3 separate regions of the Homo sapiens genome follow, and all the other regions are linked to region 1. The links are chromatin loops, found by intact Hi-C in ENCODE. Cell type or tissue: B cell. All regions are shown on one strand.

The links. Peaks named below come from ENCODE experiments on the same cell type or tissue, not always from the same donor. Only the 100,000 strongest peaks of a DNase experiment are listed, where the experiment ranks them.
Region 2: a loop joins it to region 1, with 2.2 times the contacts of the local background. A loop is called at or near these places in 3 of 110 quality-filtered maps.
Region 3: a loop joins it to region 1, with 2.5 times the contacts of the local background. A loop is called at or near these places in 6 of 110 quality-filtered maps.

The regions. Positions count from the first base shown.
Region 1 is chrX:120,625,791-120,633,790 of GRCh38, forward strand. C1GALT1C1 (C1GALT1 specific chaperone 1) reads right to left here and starts at 4,264. Exons shown (of 2, transcript NM_001011551.3): 1 at 4,127-4,264; 2 at 1-1,381. The coding sequence starts at 1,376. The coding sequence ends at 420. RefSeq lists an enhancer at 3,645-4,572 and a silencer at 4,232-4,501. In B cell, no CTCF peak of the experiment used is centred here; a DNase peak (open chromatin) is centred at 4,341; H3K4me3 peaks cover 1,520 bases; H3K27ac peaks cover 2,516 bases.
Region 2 is chrX:120,721,639-120,729,638 of GRCh38, forward strand. No RefSeq gene overlaps it. Among named protein-coding and RNA genes, the nearest start is that of C1GALT1C1, 96 kb to the left of the region's middle. In B cell, no CTCF peak of the experiment used is centred here; a DNase peak (open chromatin) is centred at 4,863; H3K27ac peaks cover 859 bases.
Region 3 is chrX:120,495,062-120,503,061 of GRCh38, forward strand. It overlaps the pseudogene RNU7-68P. Among named protein-coding and RNA genes, the nearest start is that of LAMP2, 30 kb to the left of the region's middle. In B cell, a CTCF peak has its summit at 3,158; a DNase peak (open chromatin) is centred at 3,170.

The DNA of each region.
Region 1 (8,000 bases):
CACACAGCTAAAAGTTTTACTTTAATCACAAATTCACAACTAGAGATATCATTTGCATATCTTAGAACGCTAAAGACCTGTTAAAATTTTTTAACCAATCAGCAAAAATATGTGCCCCACAGATTTCTAATGTTCATAATTTAGAATTTATCACATATAATATTTATTAATAGTTTATTTGCAAAATTATTATTCTTAAAACACTTCTTTCCAACACATTTACAATGTTCATGTGTTTTAAAGAAAAAAACCACCCTCATTTAAAAATGTACTACTGACTTTAATGTGTGGTTATACCAGTGCCACCAAATTAGAAAAGAAAAAGAAACATACAGCTGTATTGGATATGTAGTTACTACTACAAATAATGACAACACACGTCCTATACAAAGATCATATTCACGCTTTTCTACCACTTCTCAGTCATTGTCAGAACCATTTGGAGGTAAGAAAACCAATGCATCATTGAAAATATGCCCAAATGCCCTAAGGCGGTATACCCCATACATCATCACATGCATCTGATTTGGAGTCAGTCCATTAAAAGTAACAGCCATATCTGAACAACAGCCTTCTACTACCTGGTTGGGGTGATAAGTCATTGCCTCTTTAATAGAAAGCCCAACAGATTTGGTATTAAATACATCTTTTCCATCAGCATCTTCTGCATTTTCTGCAAATACTCCAGCATATTTCAGGCAAACTGCTAGCTGTTTATCTTCAGATATCTTCCAAATCATCCCTCCCTGTTCAGGACACTTTTCTGGGATATTGAGAAGGCTGTTAAGTCTTTTCATTGATTCTACACTTAAGACAATTCCTCCTTCCATACCCACATATTCAAGGTCTCCAGATTTTATAGTGTGGCCTAGATAGAAAGGCTGTGATGGATCCTTTTTTAACAAAAAATACTTTAGGTTTTCAATGATAGCAAACGTAGTGGGGCGTGCAAGGAAGAACCAGTTGTATTGGTCTCTATACTTATCAAAGGCGTATTTGTAAGCTTTTCTCATCATTAACCACATGTCATTTGTGTCCATATTAATTGACTCAAACACTTTAACATTTTCAGAACTGAAGAACTCTGCTTTGTCACAGTGTTTGGTCCAAGTCTCCTTTACTGCAGCCCAAAGACTCACATCTTTGGGTTTTACAAGGATAATACAGTATACTCGAAAGCTCTTACTGAGCTCCATGCGCTCATCCTCTGAAATTTTCAAGATATCTTCTTTGTTAGGAGCTTGTAGGTGATGATGCTCATGGTGGTGCATTCTATTTCCATGACCAATCCTAATGTGTCCTAGCATAGTGATCAAAGCACAGAAAATGCTTCCAAGCATCACACCCTTCAAAAAGGAGCTGCTTTCAGAAAGCATTTTTCCTATAAAGAAGAAAAAGACTCTTAAAATACTTAATAGAAAAAGATTAGTCTATAAATTTGATTTGGTATTCCTTATATACTTACATTTTGCTTTTAATGTTTTTTTTAAAAGGTTCCCAAGCTTGAAATCAAGTTAGTTGCATATAGTACAAAAGGCTCTCAAAATCTTTAGCTTCCAATGGAATCTGATTACTGTTTGGTATAAACTGGAACTTTGCAACAACTCCTCTATGGAGAAGTTTGTTTTGCACTTCATCTATGGGGATTTAATAAACCCTTGAAACCAGTGTTACAGAGGTTATCCATCCACCATTCTCTTTAAAGAATTTCACATCACAAGCTTGCATTATTTAAATACCTCTAAAAATATAGTGAACTTTTACACCAAAACCTTGGGTTGAACAGATAAAACCACCTATAAATGGCAAATCACCAATGGTATTGTGCTGACATTTCTGTTCTCAACATAGTGCTTTCTTTAACTGATGGCTGCTGTCCTTAAGTGTTTTGAGTAAATCTAAACCAAGTTTCTTGAGAATAACACCATATAGGTTAATATTTACCCTTTTGTTCCTAAAACTAAATGGTTTCCAATACAGTATCCCAACTATTGATGTAATAGAAGCCCATAATAAAAAGTTACATCTTTTGGATCAAAAAGGAATATTGATAGATATATCTGGGGCCCATTAATAAACATTTTCATTTCCTCAAAAGGAATTTTCTTCTTCTTTGGGGAAGTAAAAATGGAAAAATTTACACTTTTATTTCAATTAGAAATTAAGAGGCAGGTGCAGTGGCTCATGGCTGTTATCTCAGCACTTTGGGAGGCTGAGGTGGGTGGATCCCTTGAGTTCAGGAGTTCGAGACCAGCCTGGGCAACATGGTGAAACCTTGTCTCTACCCAAAATCCAAAAAATTAGCCAGACGTGGTGGTGGGTGCCTGTAATCCCAGCTACTCGGGAGGCTGAGGCACAAGAGTCTCTTGAACTTGGGAAGCGGAGGCTGTAGTGAGCTGTGATCTCACCACGGCACTCCAGCCAGGGCATCAGAGTGAGACTCTGTCTCAGAAAAAATAAATAAATAAAAGAAATTAAAAGCTGACATTAAATAAACTTGTTGAAAAAAATTGTATGTTAACCATTTATTCTAGTAAAGGCTGAATTTTCCAATCTTCCCTCCATCTTCAGAAAAAAGCAATCTATTGAGCTACTTAGACTTCCCAGTTTTCTCTTATGGTTGAAAGGAGCCTTAGAAAACTACCCAATGTCAGTCACTTCTCTCATTTTACAGAGAGGAAATGGAAGTCCACAGAGGTTAAATAACTGACTCAGTCACACAGTTAGACAGTGGTATAAGTGGACTAGAAACCACATTTCTCAATATCAGTTTAATGGTTTTTTTCCATTACAGAAGAATAATTGCCATAGTGCTTCTACCACATTAGAGTTTAATAAATGGGTTACTGAATATCCTTGTTTTCATACAAATGGGAAAAAAGTGGGATCTGTTGACCATAACTGATATTTTGCACCCAACAGCACCATATTGCTACAAGGAAACCACTCCTGTGGTTTTCTGCTAGAGGAAATGGAATTTTGACTTCTACCAGAAAGACAAGGTGTGGAATAGCTTGGCAGATGTAATTTCTGAGCGGTGGGTGGGGCAAGAGGCAGGAAGACTTTCCTGTGTCACTCACAGAACTTGGTCAATAAACACAGTTCCAAGAAGAGAAGTGACAGAAAACAAGCTCGGCATAATATTAGAATTGTCGGCTGTGTGCGGTGGCTCACGCCTGTAATCCCAGCACTTTGGGAGGCCGAGGCAGGTGGATCACCTGAGGTAGGGAGTTCAAGACCAGCCTGGCCAACATGGTGAGACCCTGTCTCGACTAAAAATACAAAAATTAGCCGGGCATGGTGGCATATGACTGTAATCCCAGCTACTCAGGAGGCTGAGGCAGGAGAATTGCTTGAACCCGGGAGGCGGAGGTTGCAGGCAGTGAGCCAAGATCGCACCACAGCACTCCGGCCTGGGCAACAAGAGCGAGACTCTGTTTCAAAAAAAAAAAAGAAAGAAAGAAAGAAAAAAGAAAAAGAATTGTCAGGTGCACTCTAAGATTAATTTATATAGGATTTTTGTATTTCATGTCACGCAGTTTTCATTATTTCTGGCCAATACATAATTCACATGTTTCTTTGCTCAATTATGGCATATGTGTCAGAATTCTTCCTGATGGTGATCCTACTCCTGGCTGCAAAAATAGTGATCAAAACTCAGTAAGTCTACACATTTTAAATAAAATAATTTGCAAAAATTATTCTAAGGAGATTTTTTCCCCATCACAGAGGCAAAAAATATAACACTAGGGATGCATATGATAGGATACTTTGTGCAGAAGGAAACAAAACTGCACACGAGCACAAATGAAACAGAAACTACCCCAATGGTTTTTAGATGAACCTTTTTGGGTGAAGGTAGTTGGGGTGAAGTACGGAAAACGAAGACGAAATAGGGAAGAGAAGTGAGAGGGAGGACATGGTAACCTCGATATCCCTCTGAGGGACCAAGAGAGCGCCCCCAGGAAGAAGACTCTCGGTCTCCTGTGCTGACAATCCTCCCGCTGCACCTGCCCAAGCATCCCGCGTGGAGCATGCTGGGAGAGGGCTGGGGCCCAGGCCTCCCCCAAGAGAGGGAGGGGAGTCAGGGTGCGCTTGGGGTGGGGGTCGAGGCCCCGCCACTCACCCGCGTCTAGAACGGCTTGGGGACAGGAAAGCGCAGCCGCGCACGGGTTTCCTCTCACGTTGGCGCACCACTCCGTTACGCTCCTGACCAGGCTGTTCTAGCTGCAGGCGGTGTTCTCTCGTTGGTCTCGCTAAAGGTGGGGAGCGCCAGGAAACGAGCGCCGCGAAGGCGGGGGTAGTGGGGCGGGGTAAAGGAGCCGGCGGCTGGGCGGAGCCGTCCGTTTGCCCGCCCGCGCAGGCGTCGGAAGGGCCGGCGCGCCCGCTGCGCGCACACTGCGTGCCCTTTCTCCCCGCCCCCTGCCGAGTTCAGAGACTTGCTATAGGCCTGCGTGACCCGGACGCTCTCCTTTACCCAACGGGCGTCCAGAGAAGAGGCCGTGCGTACGACTCGCTGACACCTCCCATTTCACCTTCCTGGCATGGAAATTGCGAGAGCGAGAGATTCTTGCTCCCGGTGTCGCTTTTTATCAGACCTCTTGATGGTTTCTCTGATGTACCCCTGCGTCCTTGAACCCTCATATTGCCCACCCCCCCAGTACTCCTGGGCTGAGACCAAAACGCAAGCCACTGAAATAGTCACGTAATTATGACACCAACGGTTTCCTATTATTACTGGAATGAGATCTGAAGCCCCACTGCCTGGAATCCAATCCTGTCTTCACCACACCTTTTGATATCCCAGGAAAGTTATTTCACCTCGCTGTGCCTCAGTTCCCTCATTTGTAAAGTACAGAAAATGTCACAGTAGTGCCTATTTCATAGAAAATTAGATGAGATAGTGCATATGACTCCCTTAGCAAAATTTCAAGCCTAGAGTAAGCATTTACTAAAAAGTACTGGCTGTTATTATTCACCCCAGTATTTCTAGTACTTAACCACAGTGCCAGCACGCAGTGGACAGTAAATATTAGTGGAATTAATGAATATTAGAACTACAGCTGAGGAACCAGGCCTAAAAAGGATAAGGAAATTTCAAAAGTCCACACAGCAAGTTAATGGCAGAGGTGGGACTGGAATCCAGGTCTCTTTTTTTTTTTTTTTTGAGACGGAGTTTCACTCTTGTTGCCCAGGCTGGAGTGCAATGGCACGATCTCGGCTCACTGCAACCTCTGCCTCCCGGGTTCAAGCGATTCTTCTACCTCAGCCTCCCTAGCAGCTGGGATTACAGACGCCCGCCACCACGCCCGGCTAATTTTTGTATTATTAGTAGAGACGGGGTTGGCCAGGCTGGTCTTGAATTCCTGACCTCAGGTGATCCACCCGCCTCGGCCTCCCAAAGTGCTGGGATTACAGGCTTGAGCCACTGCGCACGGCCCCCAGGTCTTCTAATTAAGAGTGCAGAGCTCTCTTTCCACGAAATATTTGATGTGTCTCTTTTTTTTTTTTTTTTTTTTGAGACCGAGTTTCGTTCTTTTTGCCCAGGCTGGAGTGCAATGGCGGGATCTCGGTTCACTGCAGCCTCTGCCTCCCGGGTTCAAGTGATTCTCCTGCCTCAGCCTCCCTAGTGGCTAGGATTACAGGTGTGCGCCACCACGTCTGGTTATTATTATTTTTTTTTTTAGTAGAGACGGGGTTTCGCCGTGTTGGCCAGGCTGGTCTCGAACTCCTGACCTCAGGTGTTCCACCCGCCTCGGCCTTCCACAGTGCTGGGATTACAGGTGTGAGCCACCGATCTGTCTTTTAAAATTCATTTTTGGCCAGGCGCAGTGGCTCACGCCTGTAATCCCAAAACTGTGGGAGGCCGAGGCAGGTGGATCACCTGAGGTCAGGAGATCAAGACCATCCTGGCTAACACGGTGAAACCCTGTCTCTACTAAAAATACAAAAAATTAGCCGGGCGCGGTGGCATGCGCCTGTAGTCCCAGCTACTCGGGAGGCTGAGGCAGGAGAATGCCGTGAACCCGGGAGGCGGAGCTTGCAGTGAGCCGAGATAGCGCCACTGCAGTCTGGCCTGGGCGAAAGAGCGAGACTCCGAGGCGGGCGGATCACGAGGTCAGGAGATCGAGACCATCCTGGCTAACACAGTGAAACCCCGTCTCTACTAAAAATACAAAAAATTAGCCGGGCGAGGTGGCGGGCGCCTGTAGTCCCAGCTACTCGGGAGGCTGAGGCAGGAGAATGGCGTGAACCCCGGGGCAGAGCCTGCAGTGAGCCCAGATAGCGCCACTGCACTCCAGCCTGGGCGACAGAACGAGACTCCATCTCAAAAAAAAAAAATAAAATAAAATAAAATAAAATAAAATAAAATAAAATAAAAATTAGTCGGGCGTGGTGGCTCATGCTTGTAATCCCAGCTACTCGGGAGGCTGAGGCAGAAGAATTGCTTGAACCTGGGAGGTGGAGGTTGCAGTGAGCCGAGATCGTGCCACTGCACTCCAGCCTGGGAGAGTGAGCAAGACTCCATCTCAAAAAAAAAAAAAAAATTCATTTTTGTGGCAGAAGGCTTTTTGCTAAAAAGCCCAAATTTTTACAATTATTTAAAGTGTATTGTTACTAGGTTCCATTAAGATAAAATTGAGTGGTGACTTACTCGGGCCTGAGTTCCTAAAGACACACATGTATTTGAGTGTTGTCAGTGACCTAGTTTAAGTAGACTGAAGGTTTCAGGGAACTCTGAAACAATGAACAAATATATTGTAGGTAGTTACTATCCTGGCAACACTATCTTAAAATCTGGAGATACAGTGGTGAGCAAAATAAGTACCCTGACTTCATGGAGCTGTCAGTCAAGTGGGGAAGAAAGACATTAAACAATTTATTACAAATAATTATAATGGTGGTATGTTTTCTAAAGGAATACCAAAATGAATTTTATTTCTGACAGTGGGCCCGCTGGAAAAGAAAAAATGAATTTTAGAACTGGAAAAGAATTTAAGACCGTGGAATATTTTCATTATATTTTGTTAAGTAATATAGTCTATTTCACATATTATATAAAATATATATGTATGTATGTATATATACCTATATAGTTAAGTGAAACAAATTGCAGAATACTGCATATTATATGATTATGTTTTGGTGGAAACAAACGTGCACATAGGTTTGATCTGTTCGTATGAACAAAGAGAGTTATGGAAGAATACTCAGCAAGCTCTTAATATTGATTACATCAGGAGGTTGAGGTGGGGATGATTAGCTTTGTCTTTATACATCCTTGTATTGCATTGTTTCACTGGTTATAAACAAGCACCTATTTTGAATTTGAAGACCAGCAAATAAAAGGACCTTAAAATTACAGGGACAAAAAGAAAAAAAAGAAAAGATACCAATAAAAATATCTTTTAAAGAATGCAGAGAACCACTCTGTCCTCGCAAAAAGGGACCAGGAAGGACAGAAATGACACTCAGAATTCAGACTGTGATGAAGAGGCAATATAAAATGTTTCTCCTAGAAAATAAGGGCACCTATTTGAGATGATGAATATGTTCATTAGCTTGATTGTGGTAATCATTTCACAGTGTATACATATAGCAAATCATCACATTGTGCACTTTAATTGTATACATTTATTTGTCAAACATACCTCAATAAAGCTGGAAAAAAATAAAATGATTCTTCTTTTAGTATAGAAAAGTACTGTATACCAAACTGGAAGTATTAATAATATAAGAGCAGCGCTTCTTATAGTGGTTGGTAATTTTAAAAAATATTATTTAAAAAATGACACAAGAGACCAGGCATGGTGGCTCACACCTGTAATCCCAGCACTTTGGGAGGCCGAGGCAGGCGGATCACCTGAGGTCAGGAGATCGAGACCATCCTGGCTAACACGGTGAAACCCCGTCTCTACTAAAAATACAAAAAATTAGCCAGGCGTGGTGGCGCACGCCTGTAATCCCAGCTACTTGGAAGGCTGAGGCAGGAGAATCGC
Region 2 (8,000 bases), 96 kb after region 1:
CCGTTGCATTTGCTTTTGGGTTCTTGGTCATAAACTCTTTGCCTAAGCCAACATCTAGAAGAGTTTTACTGACGTTACCTTCTAGAATTTTTATGGTTTCAGGTCTTAGATCTAAGTCTTTGATTCATCTTGAGTTGATTGTTGTATAAGGTGAGAGATGAGGATCCAGTTTCATTCTTCTACATGTGTCTTGCCAGTTTTCCCAGCACCATTTATTGAATAGGGTGTCCTTTCCCCAATTTATGTCTTTGTATGCTTTGCCGCAGATCAGTTGGCTGTAAGTATTTGACTTTATTTCTGTATTCTCTATTCTGTTCCATTGGTCTACATGTCTGTTTTTATACCTGTACCATGCTGGTTTGGTAATTACTGCCTTGTAGTATAGCTTGAAGTTACGTAATGTGATGGCTCCAGATTTGTTCTTTTTGCTTAGTGTTGCTTTGGCTATGCAGGCTCTTTTTTGGTTTCATATGAATTTTAGGGTTGTTTTTACTAGCTCTGTGAAGAATGATGATGGTACTTTGATGGGAATTGCATTGAATTTGTAGATTACTCTTGGCAATATGGTGATTTTTCACAATATTGATTCTTCCCATCCATGAGCATGGGATGTGTTTCCATTTGTTTGTGTTAATCAATGATTTGTTTCAGCAGTGTTTTGTAGTTTTCCTTGTAGAGATCTTTCACCTCTTTGGCTAGGTATATTCCTAAGTTGTTGTTGTTGTTGTTGTTGTTTTTTGCAGCTGCTGTAAAAGGGGTTGACTTGATTCTCAGTTTGGTCGCTCTTGGTGTATAGCATATAGCAGGGTAAATTTATTTTGTAAAGGAAACTTTACCGAATTCATTTATCAGATCTAGGAGCTTTTTGGATGAGTCTTTAGGGTTTTCTAGGTATATGATTGTATCACTGGCAAACAGTGACAGTTTGACTTCCTTTTTACTGATTTGGATGCCCTTTATTTCTTTCTCTTGTCTAATTGCTCTGGCTAGGACTTCCAGTACTATTTTGAACAGAAGTGGTGAAAGTAGGCATCCTTGTCTTGATCCAGTTCTCAGGAATGGAACAATGCTTTCAACTTTTCCCAATTCAGTATAATGTTGGCTGTGGGTTTGTCATAGGTGGCTTTTATTACATTGAGGTATGTCCCCTATATGCTGATTTTGCTGAGGGTTTTAATCGTAAAGGGATGCTGGATTTTGTCAAATGCTTTTTCTGCTTCTGTTGAAATGATCATATGATTTTTGTTTTTAACTTTATGTGATGTATCACATTTATTGACTTGCATATATTAAACAATCTCACCATCCCTGATATGAAACCCACTTGATCATGCTGTATTCTCTTTTTGATATGCTATTAGATTCAATTACAGCTAGTATTTTTTGAGGATTTTTGCATCTATGTTCACCAGGGATATTGGTCTGTAGTTTTCTTTTTTTGTTATGTCCTTTCCTGGTTTTGGTATTAGGGTGACACTGGCTTCATAGAATGATTTAGGGAGGATTTCCTCTTTCTCTATCTTTTGGAATAGTGTCAATAGGATTGGTACCAATTCTTTTAATGTCTGATGGAATTCAGCTGTGAATCCATGTGGTCCGTGACTTTTTTTTGTTGGTAGCTTTTTAGTTATTTCAATCTCGCTGCTTGTTATTGGCCTGTTCACAGTTTCTATTTCTTCCTGGCTTAATCTGGGAGGATTGTACATTTCCAGGAATTTATCCCTTTCTTCTGGTTTTCTAGTTTATGCCCATAAAGGTGTTCATAGTAGCCTTGAATGATATTCGTATTTACACCAATCTGAATAGAATTTCTTAAGGCATTTCTGGCTGACTACACCAGATTTTACTATGTAGGCACAACATGCAACATAGTATGTGTACGTATATACATATACACTCACATAGAATCTTATAACTTTCATTTTGGAATTTTAGCCATGAGATAATAATAAAAACTCATCAGTTTATAAATGGTAATTAGATCCAAATTATACTTCTTACAACGTGGGACCTGTTCATAAGGCTAAATAAACTTTATTTGCCCTAATAGGTAATCTAATGAAGGCTGTGGACCAAAATTTTGAGTAAAGCGTCCTGATTTTTTTTAATCCCGTTTGCCTTTTGTCCCCCCCCCCTTTTTTTTCAGTTTCAAATGAATATAAGGTTAAAATTTTAATGTGTACATTCTAGCTAGAACTGGCTAAACTGTATAAGGAAACCCAAATATCCAAGTAGCCTTAAATTTTTATTAACAAATCTATCTTTCGTTTGTTGGTTTGGTTTGTGTGACAAGTTAATGTGGGCAGGGAAGCGTCCTTTTTTTTCTGGCTTTTTTTTCCAGTTTTTTTTTCTGGCTTTTTTTTTGGCCCCTGCATGGCAGACAAAGCAATTTTTATGTTGGACAAAGATAGCTTATATTATAATTGCTCTGAGCTTAAGATTTTGTCCTATTTGAGTAGAGAGGCTTTTATACACATTTATCTAGTTCTATTTCTTATAGAATATTAATTCTTCAATTAACTGTTCCATCACCCTAAGCTATTGCTATTTAGGTAAACCTAAATTTATGTTAAAAGGGATGTCTCTTAGGTCTAGGTTGTTGGTTGCCATAGAGATGTTGTAATTTGTAAAGCTGTTAATTTGAAAGCCTTTTAAGACCTTTTATTTCTTGGCTGGAACGCCACAAGTCGTGAGTTTATCTCAATACCAGTAGAAAAGTCAGCAGATTCAAAATAGGCAGAAAAACAGTAGAGAGATAGAGAACTTAGAAGGCTCTCTGTATTAACTCTATAGTTGGTTTCAGGTTTTTTTTTATAAGCTCAGACAGTTTATATAATGGCCATTGAGCTCTGAACTTTTCTTGATGTAGTTTGCCCATTATTTTAAACATGTGCACTAGGCCGGGCGCGGTGGCTCATGCCTATAATCCTAGCAGTTTGGGAGGCCGAGGCAGGTGAATCACTTGAGGTCAGGAGTTTGAAACCAACCTGGCCAACATGGTGAAACCCCCATGTCTACTAAAAATACAAAAAATCAGCTGGGCATGGTGGCAGGCGCCTGTAATCCCAGCTACTTGGGAGGCTGAGGCAGGAGAATCGCTTGAACCTGGGAAGTGGAGGTTGCAGTGAGCCGAGATTGTGCCACTGCACTCCAGCCTGGGCGACAGAGTGAGACTCCATCTCAAAACAAAAACAAAAACAAACAAACAAACAAACAAACCATATGCGCTAGAATCTCTAATATACTTGGCTGGAATCCCAGAAAACCTGGCATGCCTTAATGTTTAAGAATCTCATTCCATTTCTTATTAATCTCTTGAAAGCAAAGAAAATCTTATAAATCCTATTAGAGACTGTCAGGAGTTTGGACTAATGTTTTAGATGGTGGTGATCGCCCTAGTGGCTGTTAAATACTTTTAGTTTTACTAGTTTTTTTTTTTTTTTTTTTTGGAGAGATGGGGGCCTCTTGGTTTATTGCCCAGTCTGGTCTCAAACTCATGGCTTTAAGTGATCCTCCTGTTTTGGCCTCTCGAACTGCTGGGATTACAGGCATGAGCCACCATGCCCAGCCACCCTAGTGGCCTTTGACCAGCCTCCTTGTGCCCACCATTTACAATTTTTTATTTTTGCTCTCAGAAGATTTTTAGAAACAAGCAAGGGAAAACAGAGAAATCATTTATAGAGATGCAAAACCAAACCAAAATGAAATCAAAATTAGAGTGCTCATAAGAATTTTAAATGAAGCATGGAGATCAAATAAAATATTAAATTGGGTGTGTAGAAAGAACCAAAAGTAAATTCACCAGAAAAAGACATGTCTCACAGACAGGGTGTAACTTCTATAGAAACTAGAGTACTCAAACCAGAAGGACATTGTCTTTATACCAGAAAGACAAAAAGTCTTTTATCATCCTAGGAGGAATGTAAGGTCTCTTTTTAAGGTGGCCTTATTACCAAGTCCTGAATAAAGTCAAAATCATCTACAAAAAGAGAGAGGCTTGGCCTGACAGAAGACTCATCAGGGCAGAAAAACTAGGCTGCAGAAGCAGAGAGCTCAAAGGGCTCAAGTGAGTGCTGTACACCAGTTCCAATAATCACCAATTCCTTCGGATAGAGATCTTTTTCAGGTCCCACTTCTGCACACCATTTATGTCAACCTAAATAACAAACAGAGAGAGGCCCTCCAAAAGAAAATGATATGTATTCAGGAATAGAGCATTGCAATGTTAATATGTGTCCTAGTAAACTATGTGCGTTTTTGGGGAGGTAGATGAAGACAAAGTTTTTAAAAGAAAAATGAGGATTACTTAATTGTTTGGAGATACTTATCCTTGGCTACAAGGATCAGTAACAAGGGTGGCATCACTCCAAGGCTGGACAGGCAGCTGATGGGCAGATATCCTTGCAGAAGTATTTTTGTGTGTGTGAGGTTGTGATGGCCTTTGTGCAAGGTTGTGGTTTTTGCAGTCTTTTCTGAAAGTTCTTGTTATCTGTCATTTATGCATGAGAATCCTCCCTTCATGGTCTTCCCTGGCTCTATTTGTCATTTTTTTTTTCCACAGTGACTCCATTTTGATTCTGAGAACTTTCACAGGAGTTCCCTACTCCATCATTTTCATAGATGTCACCTGGAATTTTTTCCTTCTTTTTCATGACCTTGACAGTTTTGGGGAGTACTGGTTAGGTATTTTTTAGAAAGTTCCTCCACTGATATTCGTATTATGTTTTTCTCATAATTATGCTGGGGCTGTGGGATTTGGGAGGAACTCCACAGAAGTAAAGGGCTATTTTGACCACATTATATGACTGGTATGTACGATCAACATGACTTATCACTGTTAAGAAAAGGGGAAGTAGAATGTAGTGGTTTAGGGGTTTGGGCTCTCAAGTGAAACACATCTGAATTCAAACCCTAACTCCTCCACTTGCTTGGAGCTTTTCTGAACTTTGGAGCTTTTCTGAGCTTCAGTTTTCTCATGTGTAAAACAGATGTAATAATAGCAGCTACCTCATAGGGTTACTGTGGAGAAGCACATGAGAAGATTCATGTGAAGTGATTAACTTGATGTCTGGCACATAGTAAGTACTCAATATAGGTGAACTAGTAGAATAAGAGGATGCGTGTTTATGTGGGTAGGTGGATATATACAAGAAAAATTTATCAATTAGTATTAGGAGGACCTGAAATGATTTTTATTATTTAAAGCCATAATTTTATTGAAAGATTTGATGGGAAACCCAGAGTTCCATGGGGAGATATTAGATAATATGGGAAATTTTGTACAATGGGGCATTACTCTGGAGGACAGGCATAGATGGTTACTGTAGTTTTAGTTCCTAGGTAGCTAGGGGATAGTATAAGGAATTCCTGACATTATATTATATTTGTGGTCAGGGAGGGACCCTAGAAGAAAAGAAAGGGGTGACAACTATGTAGTAGTTAAAAGCACTACTATTGAAATCATACAAACCAGGGATCAAATCCTAGCTTTCCATTCATAGGCTTTGTGCCCTTGGGTAAAGTGACTTAACTTCTCTCAGCTCTCAGTTTCCTCATCTGTAAAATGGAGACAATAAATTGAGTAGTAAATGAAATAATCCATGTAAATGACCCAAAGCATTTGGTGTCCCATAGTGCTCAGTCGATATTAGCTGCTCTTTACTACCTTACAATCGTGACTTAGTCTGGGGACACCCAATAGAAGTCATAGGTCTTCAGATCAGAGAGGATTTTGTGCGAAGAACTGGCTTTAGGAAGCTTCGCCTTTCAAGATGGAGGATGTTTTGAGCTCCTTCTCTTTCTAGTCACAGTTTCTGGCTCAGGCCTGCTGCAAGCTGCCCTAGGGGCAGGGTGCTTTTATGATATTTGTGATGGCTAAAAATCGTTTTCTTAAAAAAAATACTTTTGATGTACAATAAGAAAGAAAATGGAAACCACATGGAAAATTTAGCCCATTCCAATACGTTCTTAGTCTCCCATTCTACATATTGCTAGGGCCTCTTCTGCAGATGATGGCTGAGAATATCCTCTGTAGAGCAATAAATCACAGAATCATTAAATGCATCCTTGCAGCTGCACCAGGGCTAGTTAGAGGCCTATTCAAGAAAAGGGCTTATGTGGAGGGGATTTTTCCTCCTTCTTTTAAAAAGCCACCTGTACCATTTTTGTCTTGGTTTTTAAGTGGATGATTTAAGATATCATTTTCTTCCTCTACTTCTATTTATGATGTACAAATAGTCCTTTGTTAATAGGGAAAGAAAAACACCACAAACTCAAATGCCAAACCTAATTAAGGCTCCTTAGAGAAAGTGTGCCTCTTTAACTTTCCAACTTCCTTTCTGAGTTAGTAATTTAGGGACTGGACAAGACACAGGTGGAAGGAATTGTTTCATCAACAGCTGGTGCAAAATCCCTCATATTCCTGGAAGTGCACCAGTTCAGGGTACAGAAATATCTGAGAGAACTAGGGCTAGTCTGGAAAGAGCATGTATTGTAATCTAAATGTTTTTCCTGTTGATTGGCAAACTCTCAAAAGTTCTTTGAGGCTAGGAGAGATAGCTTTGAGGAAAATATTGGAACCAGATCATGTAATCCAGATGTTGAAAACAAGGCCTTGAGAAAGAAAAAAAAGTCATTTTATTATAAATGAAGCCTTGAGGGGAAAATTCAATTTCTTTATAAACTAGACCTTGAGCAGGAAAAATCCTTTTATTGTAATCATATCAATTCTAGTTAGATTCACATAATGAGGCTAACTGTGCAATTTGGTGAAGATGATGATCAGCCACGTAGAATGATTTAAAGAGTTCCAGAAGCACTTTCTCTCTACAATAAAGTCATCCCTACTCAGAGGTCATAGTGCCCGATATCCCTTCATCAGTGTTTCTTAACCCTTTTTTGGTCAAGGACTTGCTTTAGAATCTGGTGAAAGCTACTGACTTTTTCCTCCAGGAAAATGACTGAACATGTGGATATACACACATCAGCATACGTTTTGATGAAGTTCACAGACTCCTGTGAACAGCCCTGGGGAGTTTTTGAACAGTCAGCATTTCTCATAGTTGTTTTTTTTTTTTTTTTTTTTTTTTTTTTTTTTTTAGATGGAGTCTTTCTTTGTCCCCTAGGCTGGAGTGCAGTGGCACGATCTTGGCTCACTGCAACCTCTGCCTCCTGGGTTCAATCAATTTTCCTGTCTCAGCCTCCTGAGTAGCTGGGATTACAGGCACCATGCCTGGCTAATTTTTGTGTCTTTAGTAGAGACAGGGTCTCACCATGTTGGCCAGGCTGGTCTCGAACTCTCAACCTCAGGTGATCCACCTGCCTCAGCCTCCCAAAGTGCTGGGATTACAGGCATGAGCCACTGCACCCGGCCTCATAGTTCATTTTCAAGAGCCACATAATGGGCATCCTGGGCTGGGCATGGTGGCTCATGCCTGTAATCCCAACACTTTGGGAGGCCAAGGTTGGAGGATCGCTTGAGGCCAGGAGTTTGAGACCAGCCTGGGCAACATAGAAGACCCCATCTCAACAAGATACACAAAGAAATTAGTCGAGTGTGGTAGTGCACACCTGTAGTCCCAGCTACTTGGGAGGCTGAGGCAGGAAGATCACTTGAACCCAGAAGTTTGAGGCTGCAGTGAACCATGATTGTGCCACTGCACTCCAGCCTGGGTGGAAGAGCACGACTCTGTCTCTCTGTCTCGGGGAAAAAAAGGGCACCCTGCTGACACAGACCATCCTTGAGGTAAACTAAAATGAATCTCCATCATATTTTTCATTTCACCATCACATTAAAGTATTATTTGAAATAATGTACTTAATAATGATTTTATATTAAGGAAAGAGATGATATTTAGGGGCAATAATTCACCAAGGTATATAGGTTTACCTTGGTGACACACAGCTTGATCACAGATCAGCTTCCATGTTGAGTTGATTTCTTTCCTTCCTATTTCTATTAAATTTTAAAAAGTCAAGCTTTAAAAACACTTTAAAATGCT
Region 3 (8,000 bases), 130 kb before region 1:
AGATGTATACCATTTATTGAACTTGAGGTGCAGGGTACTCACCTCAATACTATCTCAGCACCTGCAGACATAGTATTTTCTAAATTAAAAATAGTATGGTTTACAGATATGAGATAATTGAAGGTATGAACAATTTCAAATTTCTTAGCCATAAAATGCAAATTTTTCTCTTTTATAAAGACAAGTTTTCACTATGTTGCTCAGGCTGGTCTCAAACTCCTGGGCTCAGGTGATCAGCCCTCCTGGGCCTCCCAAAGTTTTGGGATTACAGGCATGAGCCACCTCACCCAGCCTAAAATGCAAGTTTAAAAATGATTGCGGACCATTTTATTTTAAAGTTTAAAACTATCAAAATCAGCCGAGCATGGTAGCTTATACCTGTAATCCCAGCACTTTAGGAGGTGGAGACAGGCGGATCACTTGAGGCCAGGAGTTTGAGACCAGCCTAGCTAATATGGTGAAACCCTGTCTTTATTAAAAATACAAAAATTAGCCAGGTGTGGTGGCGTGCGCCTGTAATCCCAGCTACTCGGAAGGCTGAGGAAGGAGAACTGCTCAAACAGGAGAGGCGGAGGTTGTTGTGAGCGGAGATCGCACCACTGCACTTTAGTCTGGGTGACAGAGCAAGACTCTGTTTCCAAAAAATACAATAAAATAAAAATAACAAAATCATATTGAAACAATACCTTCTTCACAAAAATACCAGTGATCCATTATAAGACAGGACTAAGAAACTGATTAGACTATGTGAACATGTACCAATAATAATTACTCCGGCTATTTGAAAATTTTCAGATAATCAATATAAATAACATTTTGCTTTAATATACACAGATGAATGTTATCTTTGTTTTTTAAATAAAGCATTTTACTTTTGACAACGGTTTTTGCACACTAATATAATAAAATCAATTTTTGGTACAAAATAAATATTTCAGAAAAGTTATATAGTTGGTTTCAGAGCTCTCCACTCAAAAGTGCATCAACTTGGACAAGAAGTTATGTGGTCACCTTAACTATAGCATACTTACCATATTAGCTTTTGCAGCAGACAGCCTGGATTTTAATCCCAGTTCTAACACTTAGTAGTTTTGTGACTTTAAGCTATTCAATCACTCTCATACTAAGTTTCCTCATCTTTGGTGTTTTTTTTTTTTTTTTTTTTTTTGAGACGGAGTCTCGCTCTGTTGCCCAGGCTGGAGTGCAGTGGTGTGATCTCAGCTCACTGCAACCTCTACCTCCTGGGTTCAAGCAATTATCCTGCCTCAGCCTCCCAAATAGCTGGAATTACAGGTGTGTGCCACCACACCCAGCTAATTTTTTTTTTTTTTTTGTATTTTTAGTAGACACGGGGTTTCACCATGTTGGCCAGGCTGGTTTTGAACTCCTAACCTCCAGTGATCTGCCTGTCTCGGCCTCCCAAAGCGCTAGGATTGAAGGAGTGAGCCACTGCACCCGGTCATAATTTTTGTATTTTTAGTAGAGACGGGGTTTCACCATGCTGGCCAGGCTGGTTTCCAACTCCTGACCTCAGGCGATTGGCCTGCCTTGGCCTCAAGTTTCCTCATCTTTAAAATGGTGATGATAATAATATAAATTCTCTCAGTGGTTTGTTGCAAGGATGAAATGAAATAATGTTTATAAGTCACTTGGTACAGTGCCTTGGAATGTTGCGCTCCCAGTAAACATGAACTATTATCATTGCTGTTGTTATTATGATTAAGAGGCTATATTCATGATTATTGTTAGATTTTCCTTACCATTAACTTGGCGTCCTAACAGCACATTAGTTGCCTGGCCTTGTCTTTATCTAGCAAAGGGATCCAGTGATCAGGAAGATTTGCCAAATTAAATGGTGGCATAGACCAGCATTGGCTTGTCTTGTCTTTTTTATTTTTTTCTTCTTTTTTTTTTTTTTGAGACAGAGTCTTGCTCTGTCACCCAGGCTGGAGTGCAGTGGCACAATCTCAGCTCACTGCAACCTCCGCCTCCCAGGTTCAAGCAATTCTCCTGCCTCAGCCTCCTGAGTAGCTGGGATTACAGGTGTGCACCACCACACTTGGCTAATTTTTGTCTTTTTAGTAGAGACGGGGTTTTGCCATGTTGGCCAGACTTAGACCAGCATTTTCAAAATTATTTTTTCTCAGAATCCTGCAAGAATACTACAACATTGCAAGGATACTGCATTATTACAGAATCCTGCAAGGTGCTCTGTCAGCAAAAGATTCTGTTGTCAACTGGTGTTGGGAAACTGTAGACATGTGTTGTAAATTCATAATACGTATTTAGCACTATAAAATCTCTCCAAAGTCCTGCAATAAACACTTTTATTTTGCTTACCCCTCAGTTTCCAAATTTATTTGATAATGTAGCCTCTCCTCCCCTCTCTCTTTTGTATGCGTGTGATGCCTTCAACATAATAGAGAGTATTCTACAAAACATTTTGCAAAATATCGATCTAATATAACATTTTCATTTTAAAAATGAGAGGATCAACTGAGAGAAAGACTTTCCCAAGGCCACACAGTAATAGTGGATATGTAGACCTAGATGCCAGGGCTCCAAATCCTTGTGCTTTTTCTTTTAGGGAAGTCTCTTTGTATGTAATAATCTTTGTGCATGGATACATTAATGTGGGCTTTATATTGATAAGTAGGTGTGTGATACCTTCGACATTTCAAGGACAAGGACATTTTATAACAGCCAGAGGGTTTTTTTTTTTTTTTTTTTTTTTTTTGAGTGGAGTCTGGCTCTGTCACCCAGGCCGGAGTGCAGTGGCGTGATCTCGGCTCACTGCAACCTCCGCCTCCCGGGTTCAAGCGATTCTCCTGCCTCAGTCTCCTGATTAGCTGGGATTACAGGCATGCACTACCACGCCCGGCTAATTTTTGTATTTTTAGTAGAGGTGGGGTTTCACCATGTTGCCCAGGCTGGTCTCGAACTGCTAACCTCAGGTGATCCCCCACCTCGGTCTCCCAAAGTGCTGGGATTACAGGCGTGAGCCACCGCGCCCGGCCGGGTTTTTTTTTAAATTGTGAAACCTACAGTTTTAACAACCTCCACGCTCTCCGGGACTGAAGGTTTCCGCTCATAGCCAGCAGGCAGGGACCACAGACCGCAGTAATGGAAAATGGTCTCTTGAACTGACACCGGATGAATGCCAGAGGGCGCTCTTTCCTAAGCGGTACCAATTTAGAGTCCCTAAGCAGGAAGGCACAAAACCAACAAGTTTCAAGGAGACGGAGGAAGAGAGAAAACACTGTCTCTGGAGGAAGTATAATAATGTTTAAGATATAAAGCCATGGACGAGAAGTTAGAAAAGAAAGGGAGACAGAATAGCACTATATCAATATATAAAACAATTTCGTAATCAACAAAACTAAGATTATAAGCCAGGCGCCGTGGCTCAGGTCCGTAATCCCAGCACTTTAGGAGGCCGAGGCGGGCAGATCGCTTGAAGCTAGGATTTCTAGATCAGCCTGGGCAACATAGCAAAACACCATCTCTACCGAAAATACAAAAATTAGCCAGGCGTGGTGGCGCACGCCTGTAATTCCAGCTACTTGGGAGGTTGAGGTAGGAGAATCGCTTGAACCCAGAAGACAGAGGTTGCAGTAAGCCGAGATCACGCCACTGCACTCCAGCCTGGGCGACAGAGCAAGACTGTCACAAAAACAAACAAGCAAAAGACGAAGATTATAAACAAAAACATGTAAATGCAAAAAAAGTTTTTAATGCATAGGAATGATAAAAAGCCAACATGCAATTATATATATAATTGCATATTATAAATAATTATAATTAAATAATTATGTAATTAATTTATATTATAATTATATAATATATGCACACATACATATAACCTGTACAAATCTATGAAACCACCAAGTCTCCAACAGCCAAAATGTCAACTTCGTATTTAGAGGAAATAATATAGAAATAATTGCTAAGGACCCCATCTCTAAAAAATAAGAGAACAGAAATTCCTGATACTTATTGAGCACATATTATGTATTTGGTAACTTATGTCCACTTTTAACACTTAAGCTTAAGCTTATGAGGTAGTTATTATTAGAATATCGTCCTCATTTTTCTGGTTTTTTTTCAACAGGGTCTTTGTCGCCCAGACAATCTCGAACTCCTGAGCTCAAGCAATCCTCTTGCCTCAGCCTCCTGAGTAGCTAGGACTAGAGGCATGTGCCGCTATGCCTGGCTAATTTAAAAAGGGAAATTTTAGAGGTGGGGGTCTTGCTATGTTGCCCAGCCTGGTCTGGAACCCCTGGCCTCAAGTAATCTTCCCATCTAAGCCTCCCAAAGTGCTGGGATTATAGGTGTGAGCCACCGTGACCAGCCTTGTCCTCATTTCACACATGAGGAAACTGAAGCTTAAAGGCATATGTAACTTGTCCAAGTTCACAGTGCTAAGTGAAAGAGACAGCTGAGACTTCAAGGTCTTCTTCCAGAGGACCCAACTACTCCCTGCTTCTTTCCCATGGCTTATAAAGCCCTGTGTGGCCTGGTTTCCACTTACCTCTCCAGCCTTCCTCATCACTCAGCTCTCTGAAAAGACCATGTTCCCTGCCTAGGACCCACTTCCCTCCATCTTTGCCTGACTCAATGTTACCCGTCCTACTGGCTCAGCTTAGACATCACTTCCTTCAGGAAGTCTTCTCTGTTCTCCAAGCCTGGATTAGGTGACCTTTCTTTGTGGGTGTTCGGCTCCCCATCATCTCACCACACTGTATGGCAACTGTCCACTTCCTGATCTGTGTCCTCTGTTAGACTGGGAATTTGGGGAGAGCAGAGAGTAGATTTGGCTTGCTCCCCACTGCATTTCCCAATCCTGGCACAATGCCTGCCACGTAGTAAGTTCTCTATACACAGAGACTCCTCTGCTTAAAACATTTCTTAGAGAACCACATGTGAAGAGCAAATGTCATCAACTCTGCCACCAGCAGATGGTTATTGGCTGCCATTTTGGTCTCTGGCATTGGTGGTTCATCAGGCATGTTTGCTGTGATTTTGCTTATGTTTGAGTAGTTTAATGAACGTTATTAACATATTATATATCTGATACATATAAAGAGTGTTGAAAGTCCCAGTAAGAAGTGACATAGGGTTACAATATAAATGAAATTAGAGCCGGGTGCAAAGGCTCAGGCCTGTAATCCCAGCAGGTTGGGAAGCCGAGGTGGGAGGATTGCTTAAACCCAGGAGTTTGAGACCAGCCTGAGCAACATAATGAGACCCCATCTCTACGAAACATTTTTTTTAAAATTAGCCGGGCATGGGCCGGGCGGTGGCTCACGGCTATAATCCCAGCACTTTGGGAGGCCGAGGTGGGTGGATCACGAGGTCAGGAGTTCGAGACCAGCCTGGCCAACATAATGAAACCACATCTCCACTAAAAATACAAAAATTAGCCGGTCATGGTGGCACATGCCTGTAGTCCCAGCTACTCGGGAGGCTGAGGCAGGAGAATCGCTTGAAACCAGGAGGTGGAGGTTGCAGTGAGCCGAGATCGTGCCACTACACTCCAGCCTGGGAGACAGAGAGAGACTCTGTCTCAAAAAAAAAAAAAAAAAAATTAGCTGGGCATGATGGCATACGCCTGTTGTCCCAGCTACTTGAGAGGCTGAGGTGGGAGGATCACTTGAGCCCAAGAGGTTGAGGCTGCAGTGAGTCATGTTTACGACACTGCACTCCAGCCTGGGTGACAAAGTGACCCTGTCTCTCAGGAAAAAAAAAAAAAAAAAGGAAAAAAGAAATAAATGAAATTAGAAATAAATAAATATGAAAATTAGCAGGATTGTACAAAATACATATGAACAGTTAAGAGTAGTAAACGTTCTAATGGACAAACACTAAATCATGCAGCGTGTGAAGAAAGCTGCATCAACGAAGGTCAAAAACATCTATAAGAACCATATATTTTGACTGGGGAAATGCGTGTCTTAGGCTAATTTCCAGAGCACTTATTTTTGGCTGGTCAAGGTGGAGTTAGAGGTCTCTGTCCACTTTCCAAAAGTATTTTTTTAATCCTGTATGACACAGGATGGCCCTGAGTTTCTCCAAAATCTATTATTGTGACATCTTGAATTTAAAGATGTTATGGCAAAGAGCTAAAATAATCAATGTTTATGAAGGAGGGTCACATCTAAAAAATAAAACAAAAAACAACACAGAAAATTCCTCCTATTGTGTATCCCCTTACCCCATTTCTATAGGATTTTAGAAGGTATTATCTAGATTTTGCAATGTATTACCATCTCCTGAATGCCTATTACAGGTCAGGCACTTTTATTTTATTTTATTTTATTTATTTAGTTTTGAGACGAAGTTTCTCTCTGTCACCCAAGCTGCAGTGCAGTGGCATGATCTTGGCTCACTGCAACCTCCGCCTTTGGGTTCAAACCATTCTCTTGCCTCAGCCTCCCGAGTAGCTGAGATTACAGGCAAGCGCCACCATGTCCAGCTAATTTTTGTATTTTTAGTAGAGACAGGGTTTCGCCATGTTGGCCAGGCTGGTCTCGAACTCCTGGCCTCAGGTGATCCACCGCCTCGGCCTCTCAAAGTGCTGGAATTACAGGTGTGAGCCACCGTGCCTGACCTAGGTCAGGCACTTCTAAATATTTTTTTCATTTCATTCATCCATCCCTGTGAGACAGATACTATCTCATTCTACAAATTGGGAAACTAGGGCCCTGAAAAGTTAAGTAACTTTCCCAAAGTCACACAACTAGGAAGTGTTTATGTTGGAATTGGAAGGATCCAATATGCTCCTTACAGTCCACCAGCCTTCCTCTGTTATCTAATTTCATTCTCACAACAATCACGTGAATGAAGTTAAGAAAATTATTCCCCCACTTCTCAGATGAAAACAGTGAAACCCAGGAATGTTCACGGTGTCACTATGTAGTGAGTAGAGATAGACATGAACTCACTTCTTGTGTCCCTAGGTCCAGTGCTCTCTCCAGGTCACCATATCTTTATTTCTTCATTGGTTGGTTAAAGGCTAGTGGTTGGAGCTTTTCCAGGGATTAGTCCTTCTTAGTGGCTGTGGAGTATGTGCCTGAGGTAGGGAGGGACTGGCCTGCTCTGTTGTTGGGATAAGGGAAGGAACAGCAGATACCCCACTAGAAGAAATGTTAGAAGATGTCCTTCATGATAACAGATGAAAATCTGGATCTACACAAACGAATGAAGAGCACTGGATATGGTAACTACATGGGTAAAATGCACAAGATTTTTTTTCTTATAATTTAAATCTTTATATTTGGCTTAAAACAAAAATAATAACATTGTATTGTGCAGTTTATAACATGTAGAAAAAATGCATGGCAACAATAGTGGTATGGTTTGAATGTGCTTCATTCAAAATTCATGGTGAAACTTAATCTCCACTGTGGTGGTATTAAGAGGTGGCGTTTTTGGGGAAATGATTAAGTCATGAGGGCTTTGGCCTCATGAATGGATTAATGCCATATAAAAGGTCTGGGATGGGAGAGGTGGCTCACACCTGTAATCCCAGCACTTTGGGAGGCTAAGGCGGGTGGATCACTTGACTCCAGGAATTCAAGACCAGCCTGGCCAACATGGTGAAACCCCGTCTCTATAAAAAATACAAAAATTAGCCAGGTGTGGTGGTGTGCACCTGTGGTCCCAGTTACTCAGGAAGCTGCAGCAGGAGGAACGCTGGAGCCTGGGAGGTTGAGGTTGCAGTGAGCCGTGATAGTGCCACTGCACTCTAGCCTTGGTGACAGAGTGAGACTCTGCTTCCAAAACAAACAAACAAAAAGAAGGTGGACTGTAACAGGTTAAAGATGTATTACTATAAAACCTAAAGCAACCACTAAAATAACAAAACAGAGAGTTATATTTAATAAGCCAACAAAGGCAATAAAATAGAATCATTAAAATGCTCAATTCATACTAATTTATTACTTTTTCCTTTTTTTCTTTTTCCTTTTTATGTGGAGGTTTTCTGGAAAACCAGAAAA